Regions from separate parts of the Homo sapiens genome. Here all the other regions are linked to region 1. Evidence: chromatin contacts called from ENCODE Hi-C or POLR2A ChIA-PET data. All regions are on one chromosome and are shown on one strand. Each heading gives the region's core, a stretch centred on a gene start or an enhancer-like site at or near the end of the contact. The rest is flanking DNA. Distances are from core to core; before and after follow the strand shown. Region 1 holds the start of EML6 (EMAP like 6). Region 2 overlaps SPTBN1 (spectrin beta, non-erythrocytic 1). Region 3 overlaps EML6 (EMAP like 6).

Evidence for each region. A loop is a pair of places that touch in the nucleus more often than their neighbours do. ChIA-PET counts read pairs that join two places held with the same protein, here RNA polymerase II (POLR2A). Pooled maps may share reads with other maps.
Region 2: a map of CD4-positive, alpha-beta T cell shows a loop between it and region 1 (7-fold over the local background). The contact joins the enhancer-like site here to the promoter of EML6 in region 1. A Hi-C loop is called at or near these places in 6 of 168 maps with a recorded cell type or tissue (B cell, CD4-positive, alpha-beta T cell, CD4-positive, alpha-beta memory T cell and 2 more), 2 of 37 single-sample maps with no recorded cell type and 14 of 50 pooled maps. POLR2A ChIA-PET finds 5 or more read pairs at or near these places in 8 of 52 experiments (CD4-positive, alpha-beta memory T cell, HEK293, MCF 10A and 5 more).
Region 3: a loop to region 1 is called in a map with no recorded cell type, with 4 times the contacts of the local background. The contact joins the enhancer-like site here to the promoter of EML6 in region 1. A Hi-C loop is called at or near these places in 1 of 37 single-sample maps with no recorded cell type and 2 of 50 pooled maps. POLR2A ChIA-PET finds 5 or more read pairs at or near these places in 3 of 52 experiments (BJ, MCF 10A and PC-9).

The regions. Positions count from the first base shown.
Region 1 is chr2:54,722,257-54,724,956 of GRCh38, reverse strand. It overlaps EML6 (EMAP like 6), which reads right to left and starts at 1,295. Exons shown (of 42, transcript NM_001039753.4): 1 at 1,180-1,295; 2 at 1-408. RefSeq lists silencers at 92-241, 913-1,402 and an enhancer at 1,543-1,762.
Region 2 is chr2:54,573,341-54,576,040 of GRCh38, reverse strand. The region is part of intron 2 of SPTBN1 (spectrin beta, non-erythrocytic 1); the gene reads right to left. Among named protein-coding and RNA genes, the nearest start is that of SPTBN1-AS1, 16 kb to the right of the region's middle. RefSeq lists silencers at 1,254-1,313, 1,384-1,543. Within about 2 kb of position 1,445, at least 22 of the 41 ENCODE cell types and tissues checked have a DNase peak (open chromatin) inside an H3K27ac peak, as active enhancers do; they include B cell, CD4-positive, alpha-beta T cell, CD8-positive, alpha-beta T cell and 1 more, where a contact is called at or near this core.
Region 3 is chr2:54,866,234-54,868,933 of GRCh38, reverse strand. It overlaps EML6 (EMAP like 6), which reads right to left. Exons shown (of 42, transcript NM_001039753.4): 14 at 2,050-2,168. Among named protein-coding and RNA genes, the nearest start is that of EML6-AS1, 120 kb to the right of the region's middle. Within about 2 kb of position 1,338, at least 3 of the 41 ENCODE cell types and tissues checked have a DNase peak (open chromatin) inside an H3K27ac peak, as active enhancers do.

The DNA of each region.
Region 1 (2,700 bases), core at 46-2,545:
GCTGATTTCCGCGGCGACACACAGGCACAGCCCAGCGGGCCGGCCGCCACCATCATCCGCTGCAGCCGCCGCAGACAAGCCGCCGCCGCCGGTGTGCGGCCGCCAGACCCCGCCGGGCGCCGGGCTCCCTCTACCCGGGCAAGGCGGCTCTGGGGGCGCCGGCACCGGCGCGCGCGCCTCACTGCACCTGCGGGCTCCGGCCCCCGGGAGAGGCTCTCGGGGGGGCCACCCCGCCTTTTACATCAGGAATCTGCATATCCCAACAGCGATCACCCAGTTCGCTCACTGAAGTTTGCGGTGCGCCGGGGCTTCGCGGCAGGCGGCGGGATTTATTCTGCGATAGCCTTGATTTGACAGGCAACCCGGGTGAGCTCTGCCATCGCCGTCTTTGGATCCGAAATTGACAGTCTATATCCAGGAAGCGAGAGCGAGGAAGAAAGAAACAGATTTTTCGCATAAGTCACCCAATCCAAGAAAATTATCCCCAAACTAAACCAAGTTGGGTATTTTTAAAAATTGTCCCCTACTCCCGCTTTCTCTCTCCAGTTCCATCTCCTTAATGATATGAAATATGCGTAAATGCTGCTGCCTGGCAGTTGCTGATGCGATTTGAAGGAACGCTTGCTGTTTCCCTAATAAGCGAGGGCGAATATGCAATGGTCATTTTTTAGATGCTCCAATTAGTTTTCATGTGTGTGTTTAATAATCATATCCTCCGTGAACCTTCTCTTCACCGAGAAAGCCATAAAGAACTTAGCAGCTCTCATTGATCAGCAACTCCAATCCGCATCATGAAAGATTGTCTTACTCGGAAGAAACGAGGCACTAGTGCAGTCGGAGGGAGTGCGCTACCTACAAACGCTCCTGGTCGAGGAGAAATCAAATAACAAGTGGCAAAAATCGTGTACTTCTCCCCAGAAACCTCTGCGCTAAACACCGGGTCCCACGGAATCCCGGGTCCTGCCCTGAGCCCAGCGTGGAGAGGGGTCGCCCGAGGGACCCGGGGGACAGCAACCCCCCACAGACGCACACGTCCCGGGGGTCGGCGCGCTGCGCGAGGGATGCCCGCCCTCAGGACTGTTCGGCCCGCGCGCACTGCCGCCCTGGCGGCGCCCTGCACTCCTCCCACTCTCGAACCAGCCTCGCCCGCGGAGCATCCGCGCGCTCTCTGCCTCTAACCTCTGCTGCCAGCGGACGCCACCGGCGCGTCCCGGATCCCGCGCGGGCGAGCGAGCGAAATCCTCTGCCTGCCCTCCCCTCCCCGCCTCCCGCACCCGGGGATGGACTTCGTCACTGGGGCGCCGCGGGAGACAGGTTCTTCCTCCAGCCGGGGCTCCGGGGGCGGGGCCACAACGCCGCGCTAGTGAACCTCAGCTGCCGGTTACTAGGCGAGATCTCGCCGCTTGGAAACAGCGACGCCCCGGAGGACTGGGGCCGCCCCCTCCCTCTGCCTGTCCCTGTGGCCTCTTCCCCCGACGCATCCTGGGAAGTGTAGTCCTCTCTGCGCCGGTTAGGGCGGACAGCGCGCGGAAGGGACCACAAGTCCCAGGATTCCGCGCGCCCAGAGGGAGTCGCAGCGAGACCTGTACCGGCGTCAGCGGAGCCTGCGGCTCTCGGGGTGAGGAGATCCCGGCTCACCAAGGACGATTGCCTGCCCACGCGGGCGTTCCCTTGTGACTGAGGCGGGAGCTGGCGTGCGTGGGTCTCTGTAGAGAAAAGCGGTGGAGTTGGAATGGAGACGGTCTCCCAGCCCACCACTGGAATTTCTCCTTCATCGGTCTCTGAGTGTTGCTGTAACCGACATCCTCACCATGCTGTAACTGACTCAAGCTTAAGTTTGTTTCCTACTTAAGTTTTCCTTTTCATTCACATGGATTTTAATTTGTTAAAGTGCAGTTCTGCCAAGTTTAAGAAAAATGCTGGGAATGTGAGCTCACTTCTGCCCTAAGAACCAGCGTCTTCCCATGACCTGCGTCCTAAATTAGAGGACTTGGGTATTTACAGATAACCGGAGGTTGGAAGCAGGAAGGTGCTCACGCCATGAACAGCTAACCTTGGCCTTCAAACGCAGAAGCTGGTGGCATTTCTCCTAAAACTGCCCGAGATGAACTATGAATCCACTGTGTTCTCAAGTAGCCTATTTCCAATTTAGGGCCATAGCTAGTCTTTGGAAAGAGATTTCAAAATCCCAGTGACTAAGAGGCTGCAAAAGGATGATGGATTGGACGTTTGGAACGTCCTTTCCCTCCCATGCTTTCAGTGTAATCGCTTACTCAGTTCATCTCCCTCAAGTTTTAAGACAACCCTCCGACCTGGTAGGAAAGCTCGAAAGAACTGGAAGTGCCAGAGTTTGGATGATTTGTTGCTGCCCGCAGTAATGAGGATTTGAATTGGTCTCATCTTTGTTTTTAAGGAAACAGAATCAACAAATAAGTGAGATGGCACTGTGCTAGGCAACAAGAACACTGCCAAAAACAAAAACACGGCCTGAGAAAGGTTTGAGATAGAAGCAAAAATATAGTTGATCAATGATGTCGTGCCATAAAACAGTGCCAAATGAATTATATAAAGACAGTAAGTTTTTGTTGTTCTTTTTGTTTTGTTTTGTTTTGAGACAAAACAGGCCGTTGCCCAGGCTAGAATATCGTGATCTTGGCTCACTGCAACCTCCGCCTCCTGGGTTCAAACGATTATCCTGCC
Region 2 (2,700 bases), core at 196-2,695, 150 kb after region 1:
CAAAAGGAAAAAAACACAGACCATTACCATCATCCACCTCTCTCCCTATCCCTGCTACCATAACCTAAACTGTACCAAAGTCTGGGCCCTGCTTTAACCACTCATCCAACCATGTTTCTCGTACTACAGGTTAATTCCTGTCTCAGGAGAAAAGACCAGGTTCCCATGACTGCCTAGGCAGAGGCATGTTGAGACCCAGCCTCTCAAATGTCTGTACACATTTCTCCTCTCCTTTTGGTTGAGAAGTTTGTGGACAGATTCAAAGGAGTTCCCGATACATCGAAACTGAGCCTTCACGCCACTGAGTCACTGCTTAATTGCATCATAACAGATGTTCAGCTGCAGGTATTTCATCCAGCAGCTAAAAATCCAGAGCCTTTGCAATTGCTACCAGTGGGTCTACATCCACGTCTCTGTGTACAAAAGAATCCTGATATGTCAACGCTCAATATCACCTGAATTTAAGCTATGGCTCAAGTTAAATGCCCTTAGGCAATTTTACCTTAGTTACTTTTACCAAATACCGTATCCACAAGTGGGTGGACGTCAGTTTTGTCCTTCGAGATATGCAGATGCATTACTCATCCCTCCAATGTTACGCTCTTGCAACATCAATGATAAGCAAATTAGCAGACTGTTATCTTTTTAATGGAAGAATTTACTCATCAATAGCAAAAGCTTTATCAGAAATTGACATTATTGAATCCTCTGGAGTTGCAGAAAAGAAAATAAAAAGAAATTGATATTGGGAAAACCTGACTGGTTTCTTTCAGCTGTGTATTGTATTGCTAGGTTAGGTGTGACACTTAACACCTGTGAATGTGGCTGAATCTCCAAGAATGATCAAATACACAACGCTCTGGATTTAAAACAAAACAAAAAAAACCTCAAAATCTACCCATGTGCTGATGGATGTATACACTATGCCTTCCTACGTGTCTCCACCTATTTAGACGAAGCACACGCCTTGAATTCACAGAAATGTTGAAAACGGCCCCCTCTTGCTGCAGAAGTTCACCATCACCCATTTTCTTACTTGCTGGCTAAATGAGGCTGCCACCTCAAGTCATCTTTCTGGTCCTCAGGTTCCTCAATCCACAAAGCAGTTATGATACCACCTAGCACACAGGGTGACTGAAGGGATAAATAATATGTTCATGAAGGTACCTGGTTTATGCCTGGTTCATGCTGGAAAGCCCCCACACACTTTTTCAAAAAGTCATGTTTGATGCAGGAGAAAGAAGTCAGTGGTTTAACTAACTACATCACAGGCATCAGTAGACACATGAGCAAAGTGGTGGAAGGGTGTGACCTGCAATTCCAAACCAGACTGCACTGATCGAGCTCTCATGGGATCACTGATTCCCCACGTGCCTGACATGAGCATGACCCATTCTAAACACAGGCCTGCACCCTGTGACTCAAGTGCTGCAGCTTATCAGCAACTGATGGGCTTTCTGACCCTGGGTGAGAAGACCTGACCTCCAAAGGCAGGAGGAAGGAAACCACATGATAAAAATCATCACTCTGAGGGGAGGATGCTTTCTGCGCAGCTAGGGCTAAGGAAGTTGTTTCAAAACAGACTCAAGAAACGTGTAGGCTGCTGCTAGGAGACTTGGGTCCAACTGCTCCCTCCAGATCCTGCCACACCTAAATGATCCCAAGAAGATAACTATCTCGGAGAAGCAGTGTGAGGTAATGGTTTAATGCTAGGGCGTGGTCAACAGCCAGGTGCAAAGGCCGGCTCCGCCACACTAATAACTGTATGGCATTCTCTCCAAGCCTTGCTTTCCTCATCTGTAAACAGAGATAACGCCTGACCCTATCTCTAGCATTCTTCTGATTGTGAAATTAGATAATGTATGTCATAAATAGCACAGTCTGGTACATAAGTGTCCAATAAATGTTGGCTATTGTTACTGGAAAGGTGTCTGTTTCCTTCATTAGACCAGTTGAGGGGACCTGAGAACAAAGACAACCCCAACATTTGTGTCCCCCCACAAAAATTTCTTAGATTTAATTATGAGTTTGTATTTTCCATACGGGGTTCATGCACATTATTCTAACTGATTCTCACAGCAACCCCAGAGGAGAAGGGAGGGCTGGTGTTCTGTTTTGCAGGTGTACAAAGCACCCCCCTCCCATAAATACATCCATTCAAATCCCATTAGAAAAACAGGATCCGTTTTCCTGTCTCTTGACTTGTTTGTGAGCTTCCTGAGGGCAGAGATAGAAATTACACCCCTGTGGCCCTAGTGCCTGAGCAAAGAGCCGCAGGCAGAGGCCCTCCATAAGGCTGAATATTAAAAAGGGGTTGAGTCATACTAAGAATCATAATTATTCTAATGACCATGTCTCCTAGTAGTCCAAAAGGAGTTCTGTTTCTAACGCAGAAAACCTTAGCAAATGAGTTACACTGTGAATTCCCGCTGAGGGAGGAGGAACAAAGACAGAGGATCCCAAATCAACTGCTGAATCACCGAGTCAGGGGTCCCCAACCCCCAGGTCACAGACCGGTATTGGTCCTGGCCCGTGACCTATTAGGAACCGGCCACACAGCAGGAGGTGAGTGGTGGATGGGAAGCATTACTGCCTGAGCTCTGCCTCCTGTCAGATCAGCAGCAGCATTCTCACAGGAGCCAAACCCTATCATGAACTGTGCATGCAAAGGATCTAGGTTACCACTCCTTAATAAGAATC
Region 3 (2,700 bases), core at 89-2,588, 140 kb before region 1:
GCTTTTTCTTAAAAACGATCATCTGAGAACACATCTGTGATGAGGCACAGGTATTCCTTTCCCATCTCCCCTCTCATAAATGCCTTCCGCCCACTGCAGAAAGCCATTCCTCTCCTCCATCTGGAATCCTATTACACTGTATTACTCCGGGACACAGACCCTTCCAGGGGCACCAAAACAAAGGAACAATTCAAAATACAAGTATGCATGTTGAAAGAAAACAACTCTAATGACTGGCTAAGGAATCCTGCAAATCAAGTGATTTCCAATTCTTTGCTTTCAACAAAATTGTACAGAGACTTAATGGAATTACCAGCTGAAAGATTATTTTTTGTGATATATCAAAATCAAATATGACTTTTTTGGCCTATCACAGGAGTCTGAAGAATTGAATAACATTGCTATAAAATGGCCTCCATTCTTACCTAATTATTTAAGAGAATAAACTTTCTCACTGCTTACATCTATACAAAAATGAGAACTGAGAATAGACTCAATATTAAACTTTGTTACATTCTAACAGTAAGTAATATAAATGCACAGATCTTGCAACTGAAAACCAATCCATCATATTAAAATAATTTCCAACAAAATTTTTCTGTGCTTAATAATTATATGTCACAATTAGTAATATATTCATGTTGATTTAGTCGACTTTACTAATAACTATAATTCAAATAAACTGTTAATGGAGCAACACTAACAGAAAAATAACATGATCCTCCTAATTAAAAATTTGTTGCCATATTAGAAAAAAAAATTTATTTCAGTAACATTTTAAACCCAAAACACATCTAAGATATTACTATATCAACATGTAATCAATATAAAAACTTATGAGATATCTTACATTCCTCTTTTCATAGTAAGTCTTCAAAATTGGTGTGCATTTTACACATGCAGAACATCTTTTTTCAGAATAGCCGTATTTTAAGTGCTCAGTGACTGTGTGTGGCTAGTGGATATTGTATTGGGCTGAGTTAGAGTCTTAGGACCACAGAAAAATTTTTTTTCTTGCAGAGGGTATGACATGGTGACAAAGGACTCTCAAGCATAAAAAGATTATGTTAGGGTAAAATTTTATGGGAAAATTAGAATGGAAATGTGAACTTAGGTAGAAATATGAATGATGTAAAATAGCTTCCTGTTTTAGAAGGACTTCTTCAGGTATTTTTTTTCCCCTTTTGGGACAGGGCCTCACTGTTAACCAGGCTGGAGTGCACTGGCAAGATCACAGCTCACTGCAGCCTAGACCTCCCCAACTCAGGTGATTCCCCAACCTCAACTTCCCTCCTGGGTAGCTGGGACTAGAGGTACACGCCACCACATCTGGCTAGTTTTTTGTAGAGATGAGATTTCACCATGTCTCGAACTCCTGGGCTCAAGCAATCCACCTGCCTCAGCCTCCCAAAGGGCTGGGATTACAGGTGTGAGCCACTGTGTCTGGTCTCACATATTTTTTAAGTTGATCATAGTGAGAATCAAACATTTATGGCATTTAGGTTCCTTTGCATCCATTTAAAGGACTGATGTATTCATAATACAGATAGTATCTTCTCAGCCATTTAAACCGACATTAAAAAGTTTTAGTTGTCTACTTAAAATATGCAAGGGTGCATATAATTTTACAAAATTCAAAATTATGTTGGGCACATGTGCAGAAAATATTTGAAGAAAATACTGTCCTATGGTGGAGCCAGCAAAACACAGCAGGGGATTAGGGGAAAGGAGAAAGAGGAAGTGAAGATGGTGATGAGAAAGAAGTGCAGCAGCAATGAGCAGCAGCACCCTTTAAGTCATGGAATTATATGAAGTCTGAGAAATCTAGAGACAATCACACTGTGATGGCCACAGAACATCAACGAGGGAAGTGGATAGAGAGTCACACTTAAAATAGCAACCACAGGTACAAGTGCACATTGCAGAGAAGAGCTAGCCAGGAGGAGGACGACACTGAGGGGAGGGGATCCCTTAAGCCTGGTGCTAAGGTTGGTGACAGCCAGGCAGAGACAGAGGAACACATACGGGCGCCCATGACAGGCCACCCACCCGTGTATGAACTGGAGTTTCAAGCTGTCCTCAGGAGCCTTTTCTCGTTTGAGGAAGGGCACTGCGTGGTTTTTCTCTTTACTTTGTTGCTTTAGCTGAGGTAGATCTTCTTTGTAAACCTTAAAGTACAACAGAAACATCTGGGTGAGATGCCTTTCATCAGGTTCCAAAAATATCAGCATCTTGACATTCTTGTAAAATCTTTAATTGCTTCAATAAAATGTCTTTGAAAACTTAAGACATGAGAATGAATATTACTTTTTCCTAATGAATAAAACTAATATGAACTATTTTTTAAATAATTGGGATTTTAAAATAATCTTTCTTGATTTGTTACTGTTTTCTTAATGTCTAGAAAATATATCAGTAAATTTTAAAGGAAATTAAGTATCAGTAAAATATAAATAAAATAGTTTGTTTTATTTCTTCTAAGGCCAGAAATCTCTTACTGATTCTGACAGTTGAAAAATGTGGACCTCATGAGTCATGACAATTTTCTCCTGAAATCCCTCTTTGGAATCACATTCACTTCATAGCTTCATGCATCTTAACAGATCTGAGATACAGAGCAAAGATCAATCTTGGTCTAACTTGGGACCTAAAACGTGCTGCTGATTGTACCATTTAAACGCATATAAAAACCCATCTGTT